2 separate regions of the Homo sapiens genome follow, and region 2 is linked to region 1. Evidence: chromatin contacts called from ENCODE Hi-C or POLR2A ChIA-PET data. All regions are on one chromosome and are shown on one strand. Each heading gives the region's core, a stretch centred on a gene start or an enhancer-like site at or near the end of the contact. The rest is flanking DNA. Distances are from core to core; before and after follow the strand shown.

Region 1 (3,179 bases), core at 409-2,908:
CTTTGAAGTGAAAACCAAAAAGAAAGAAAAACAAAAGAAAAAAGGAAGAAACCACAAAAGAAAAGACCGATGAATTTGAGTAAATACAAATTTAAAACTTCTTCACTACAACAAAAACGATGGAAATAAAATAACCAAAATGAAAAAGCAGAGACCAGAATGAGGATGATGAGGTGGAGACACAAGGCTGCTGTTACCACAGACAGAATAGTAACATCTTTGTTACATAAAGAATTTATAAAAATTGGTTTAAGAAATTAAGGCTTGAGTAAGTAAGTAAGCCAGCATCTGTGCTCACAAATTACACAAGTGGAAACATTGTTATAAACAAACGTGGCAAAAGATTAAAGCCTGCTATAATCACATAAATACAAATTAAAACAAAGAAAAAATATGATTTTTGCTCATCAGAATGGCAAAATCTAAAATAATCACTTCTAATCTTGGTGACAATGCAAGGGACAGATAATGATAGACAGTGCTTATTCACCATGCAAATCTTGGAAAGCACTTTGTCAACTTGACTTAAAAGCCATACAAATATTGTTATACTTTGAGCCAGTTATTCCACATCTGGGAATTTATCCTAGGGAAATAATCTAAAAGAAGGAAGAAATTCTTCTTGGTGATGTCACTGAGTGTTACTGATATCTCAGAGGGTTCTTAATGGTCTGGCTGTAGGTCCGCAATGCTTCTAGCAGGTCTGGGATCAGGGAGTGGAGAGCGAGGCAAAATTGGTGCCTGCCTTCCCCAGGAAATCATCCTGCCATTTGGCCTTGTTCAGATGCTTGGAGCTGGCTTATATTTGATCTCTTCGTCTTGTGTAAGCCAGGCCTCATTTGAGTTCTGCAAGCTCTGGGAGGTGGAACGGGTGAGTAGATAATCATCTATCTCTGAACAGACCTCTCACCTTTGGGGAAGATATGTCTCCTCACTCCTTCCCCAGAATTGTGCCTGGGAAGAGACATTAAGTTTTTACAGAATAACTATATGCCCTCCACCTCTCCTAGGCCTCTGGAAACTGTGTGAAGCCATGTGACTGATTCTAGTCAATGAACTGTGAGTGAAAGTGATGGCCTTCACTTCTGGCCTGATGCCTTTAAGAACCAGTATGTCCCTTCATCTTTCTCTTTTCCTGCTCTGAAGGGGTGATCAGATGATGCAATCACACTTCAGAAAAGCCTCCATCAGCCTGGATCTCTGAGACACTGAACTGCAGAGCCCCTCCCAATTCATTTTGGAAATGTGGCACGAGTAAGAAGTAAAGTTCTGTTTTATGTGACAGATTTGGGGGCTGTCTGCTACCAAAGCAAAGCCTGTCCTCTCTTCTCCTGGCTAATACACGCTGTTGAACTGGTGATTCTCTGCAGGGAACATGAGCCTGTGAAGGGACAGAAGGGAGACGTTTTGTGGCATTTGCTCTTGGCTGTCAGAGTCCTCCCAAATTACCCCTCCTTCAGTCTTGGCCTATTCAGAAAATAAAGTTATATTTTTAGAAATATTACTCTTTTACTTAAAAAATGTAAAACACCAGTAGAAAAAGAGATGGGGAGAGAGGGAGGAAGAGAAAAAGGTAGGGAGAGATGGGAAAGAGGTGGAGCTGAGCCAATCAGATTACCACTGTCTTTAAAAGCACCTCTGAAAAGCCCTAGTGAGGCCTGGGATGGTGGCCAAATGGGGCCTTGAGCAAGAAGAGTAAGTGGAGAAAGATCAGAGCAAGGCTGCCAAGGAAGAAAAACAAAAGCAAAACACGCCCTTGTTTCTGAACTTCCCTGGCTGTCCTTCCTGTCCTGGGTTTCATCATTGGTTCAAAAAATATTTCAACAAATATATATATGTGTATATATATGTGTGTGTGTATATATGTGTGTATATATATGTGTGTATATATGTATATATATATGTGTGTTTGTATATATGTGTATATATATGTGTGTGTGTATATATGTGTGTATATATATGTGTGTATATATGTATATATATATGTGTGTTTGTATATATGTGTATATATATGTGTGTGTGTATATATACACATATATACGTATATATATGTGTATATATACGTATATATGTATATATGTGTATATATGTATATATGTATATATATGTGTATATATACATATATAATATATATGTATATATGTGTGTATATATACATATATAATATATATGTATATATGTGTGTATATATACATATATAATATATATGTATATATGTGTGTATATATACATATATAATATATATGTATATATGTGTGTATATATACATATATAATATATAGGTGTATATGTGTGTATATATACATATATAATATATAGGTGTATATGTGTGTATATATACATATATATAATATATATATGTATGTATCTCTCTCCACCTTTTTTCTCTTCCTCCCTCTCTCCCTATCTCTTTTTCTACTGGTGTTTTAAATTTTTTAAATAAAAGAGTAATATATATATTTATATATAATATATATATTATTTATATATATATATATTATATTTGAGATGGAGTCTCACTCTGCTACCCAGGATGGAGTGCAATGGCATGGTCTCAGCTCACTGCAACCTCCGCCTCCCAGGTTCAAGTGATTATCCTGCCTCAGCCTCCCAAGTAGCTGGGACTACAGGAGTGTGCCACCACACCTGGCTAATTTTTGTATTTTTAGTAGAGATGGGGTTTCACTATGTTAGCCAGGCTGGTCTTGAACTCCTGACCTCATGATCCACCTGCCTTGGCCTCCCAAAGTGCTGGGATTACAGGCATGAGCCACTGCGCCTGGCCTCAACAAATATCTATTGAGCATCTGCTATGTGCCAAGCAGGGTCTGATGCTGGAGATTTGGCTTGAACAAAACATAGTACCTGCCCTCATGGACCATACTTTTTAGCGGAGAGACAGAGAGCAAACCAGTCTGTATGTATAATGTGTTATGCTAGAAGGTGGCACACATGTTATGGAGTAAAAGCAGGGAGAGGGGATAGAAGATAGAAGATAGGGTAACTGCAGTTTTTAAAAAGCTTTCAGAGAAGGCCTTCCTGAGAAAGTAATATTGTCTGAGCAAGACCTGCAGAAGGAGAAGGAGCTAGTAATGTGGTTCTCTGGTAACAGTGCCAGGAGTGATAGGAAGCCAGGGTGGCTGGATTGAGTGGACAAGGGAGAGCGTAGTAGGAGATGA
Region 2 (3,179 bases), core at 369-2,868, 610 kb after region 1:
TTAGGGCACCCTGGCCACCCTTCCGCAGGTTGCCCTTGCAGGCTTTTCAGGACACATGGTCCTGACTATGGCCCAAGTTGAGGGTACTAGGTCCCATTTGTATATTCGGTATTACTAAAACTTATGTTTCTCTCATCTTATTTGATGTATTAAAAATAAATAGAAATAAAAGTGCGGGCACTCCACTTGGAGCTCTGGGTGGCTCCGTGCCAAGCTGGGGACAACAAAGAGCTTATCTGGAGGTCGTTGGAAGGAGCAGGGCTCTGAGAGCCTGCTCAGGGCTCCAGTCTGGGCTCCTGCATTCCAGGCATCCCCTGAAGCTTTAGGGTAGCTCCTACTGGTGCTGGCAAAACAAGGGTGAGTGTATGGAATGAGAGAGGCTGACTCTTCACATCCAACCTCTCTGGCCTCTTCAGCAGTGTGCCCAGGAGAGAAGCCTCAGCTTGCCTCAAGGCCTAGGATGTGCTGACGTGCACAGTGAGCACCGGCACTTTTAGCAGCATCATTTGTCATTAAAATGAATTTGCTTGGGATCGCTGCTGCCCTTTCTGAGAATCTCCTTCTCAGAAGGTCCTTGGGGCTGGAAGTTTGGGGTCCTTTCACTGTCCACTCATGTATACTTCCCTTCCACCCAGCCTGGACTGTGTACGCCTGGACCAGGTTTTATTCTAGGGATGGGAATGATGGGGCCTTGGTAAATGGAGGGACCAAAGGTAAGAATTCTATCAAAGGTAAGAATTAGGTAATAGATTAACCAGACAGAGTTGGAAGGAAAGATTTGTGAAGTTATTAAAAATTGCTTGGTGTTCTAAAGCTGGTTATTATTCCATTGTTGCTAATTCTGGGTCCCAGTGAATCCACAGGAGAGAAGTTTCACTGTGACCCCACCGCAGCCAGATGTGCCCACGAAGGAAAAAGCCTGAAGGCATTTCAGGCCCTAATTGGTTGTTTCTGTAATGTTTTTCATTGATTGTGCAGCGGCAGTGCAAGCAGCTGCCCAGGGAGCAGAGCAGGCAAGCACCGGGGGCCTTTTCAGGAGGGTGTGTCTACCTGTCATGAGGCTGTCTGCTGCTGGCCTAGGAGATCTCCAAGCCCTTTTGGATCCCCCAGCCCTGGAAAGGAGGCTGGCTCCAGGTGGGAGAAGAGGTAGCACTCTTGCCCAATTAGGAGCCTGTAGCTCCCAGGCTTTCCTCCTCTGAGTGAACATTTCTTTCTGAGGCTGGATTCTGCCCTCTGATTATCGCAACACATCGCCTGTTTGCTTTTTCTTGGTTTAACTCCCACACTAATTTTGTGCATGAATGAGTACAGTGAAACCAGTTTAATTTGCTGTTAATTCTCTGTTCAAAATATTCTCTTCTGTTTAAGGGACATAGTCGCTTTCATCTCTGAGGCAGCGTGTGAAAGCAGGCAGCTGCTAGGGTGGTGGAGGGGTGCCTGCGAGTGGGTGTCAGCCTGGGCCAGTGTGTCTGTGGTCTGTGGTCTGTGGTGGGGGGTGGCAGGTAAGCACCATGGGGGTGGACATTTCTCAGAAGCAACAACCCACAGTTTTTGGGGCTTTACACTTGCTGAGCCAGCGGATGGTTTGACTCTGCATGGGAAAAAGTTCATAGCTGGGAGAAATACCTCCTCACCAAGGGGCTATGGCTGAGAGATTTTGGCACACACACTGAGTAGCTAGTCTCTTGGAGATCACGAGTATGGGATGGGGAAGTGAATTCTACAGCTGATCACAGATAGTCAGGGAAGACATCTGACTGTCATTTAGGAAACACAAACTTTAAACATTCCTTCAAAGTGTCTAAATATAGTGTTTATACAATTTGTTCAAGCTTAGTTGGTGAAAGAGATCTGTTTTTGACAAAATGTTCTTGTTTGGGTCTGCTATGCCTAGCTCTTTTACTTCTCTGCTTTAACCAGGGGCCTTTTAGGGGAGCGGGCTTTGCACCAGGTGGCAGAGTGCCCAGTCACAGGACTGCACTTGGAGAGACAAATGATCTCTACAGGAGCTGAAACTGTAAAACAAAAGTAATGGGGCATGATTCCACAGCACTGGTCACCATGAGTCAGCCCCTGAGACCATGTGGGAGTGGTTGTGGCTGTGGGTGAGGGTCCTGCTTCACTCCCCAATAGCTGCATCAGTACCCACCTCCAGTGCAGTGTTTCTTTAGAATACTCTTGTAAGTTGCAGGTAGAGAAGATTGGATGGACACTGGGGATCAGCCTTCCTCCACTTTCCTCTTTGGAGCTATCCAAAGTGCTGGCTGAGGGGGCCCCAGGAGCCTCTCTCTGAAGCCGACATATTTTCTCTGTGAGTTTCCACATGCTGCTGGCCTACCAAACTGATTGTGGAGTGTGCGCACTGCAGCCACTCCCCGCCACACCTTCCACACATTTCTCTTGTCACTTTCCGCATGTCAGGCATTTCTCTTGTCATTCCCGGCATTACTGACTGCCCAGCATTGCCAACCAGGGGGCAGGGCAAGCATTCTGCTTTGGGAAGCACATGTGGTTTATCCATCAGCCCAGCACATCTGTAGGGACCACCCGCTGGGAAAAGGTGCAATGGAGTGGAAGCCTAAGGAAAAGAGGAAGAGCAAAGGCAGCAGGTGGTGAGGTGGTTTTACAAGGGCCAGTCAGTGTGGCCTGTGGAGTACACCACACTTCTGGCCTCCTCTTTTCCTGTGCTGAGGTCTGGCCAAATCTGGACTGACTCTTGGCTTATGTTTCCTCTTGGTGCTGACCAGGAGCCTTGCTGTGGACATTTCCTCCCAACTGCCCTCTAAGCTGTGAAAGCCAGACAGAGCCTTGCCGTTTCCCCATGATTCCCAGGCAGTCCTTGGACTGTTTCGATTGAGCATCTTGCTGTTGGCTTCCCTTCTGAAGCCCCCTTTGCCCATCTGCTAGCTTCACTCCTCTGCCACCTGATTTTGCAGTATTGAATTTTCTCTTGGCTGATCTCCTTTCTCATACCTCTGATTGGTGGTTTCCATAAGATCAGAGGAGACTCTTCCGAGAGCCCAGGGCCCATGGCCCTTCTGAGCGCTCCCATGGTGATGCGATCCCATTGATGTGCCAAGTCTACAGAAACCCAGCTGACAAACACACTAATTATACACGTTCCTCTGCAAATTCATTAATGGCAAATGAGGCCTGTGTTCCCCATGTTTATTCTGTTT

The links. Hi-C counts contacts between places; a loop is a spot of excess contacts on that map. ChIA-PET counts read pairs that join two places held with the same protein, here RNA polymerase II (POLR2A). Pooled maps may share reads with other maps.
Region 2: a loop to region 1 is called in a map with no recorded cell type, with 25 times the contacts of the local background. The contact joins two enhancer-like sites. A Hi-C loop is called at or near these places in 7 of 37 single-sample maps with no recorded cell type and 4 of 50 pooled maps. POLR2A ChIA-PET finds 5 or more read pairs at or near these places in 1 of 52 experiments (GM12878).

The regions. Positions count from the first base shown.
Region 1 is chr3:134,290,378-134,293,556 of GRCh38, forward strand. No RefSeq gene overlaps it. Among named protein-coding and RNA genes, the nearest start is that of LINC02004, 22 kb to the right of the region's middle. Within about 2 kb of position 1,659, at least 12 of the 41 ENCODE cell types and tissues checked have a DNase peak (open chromatin) inside an H3K27ac peak, as active enhancers do.
Region 2 is chr3:134,902,998-134,906,176 of GRCh38, forward strand. All of the region lies in intron 1 of EPHB1 (EPH receptor B1), which reads left to right. Among named protein-coding and RNA genes, the nearest start is that of EPHB1, 110 kb to the left of the region's middle. Within about 2 kb of position 1,619, at least 2 of the 41 ENCODE cell types and tissues checked have a DNase peak (open chromatin) inside an H3K27ac peak, as active enhancers do.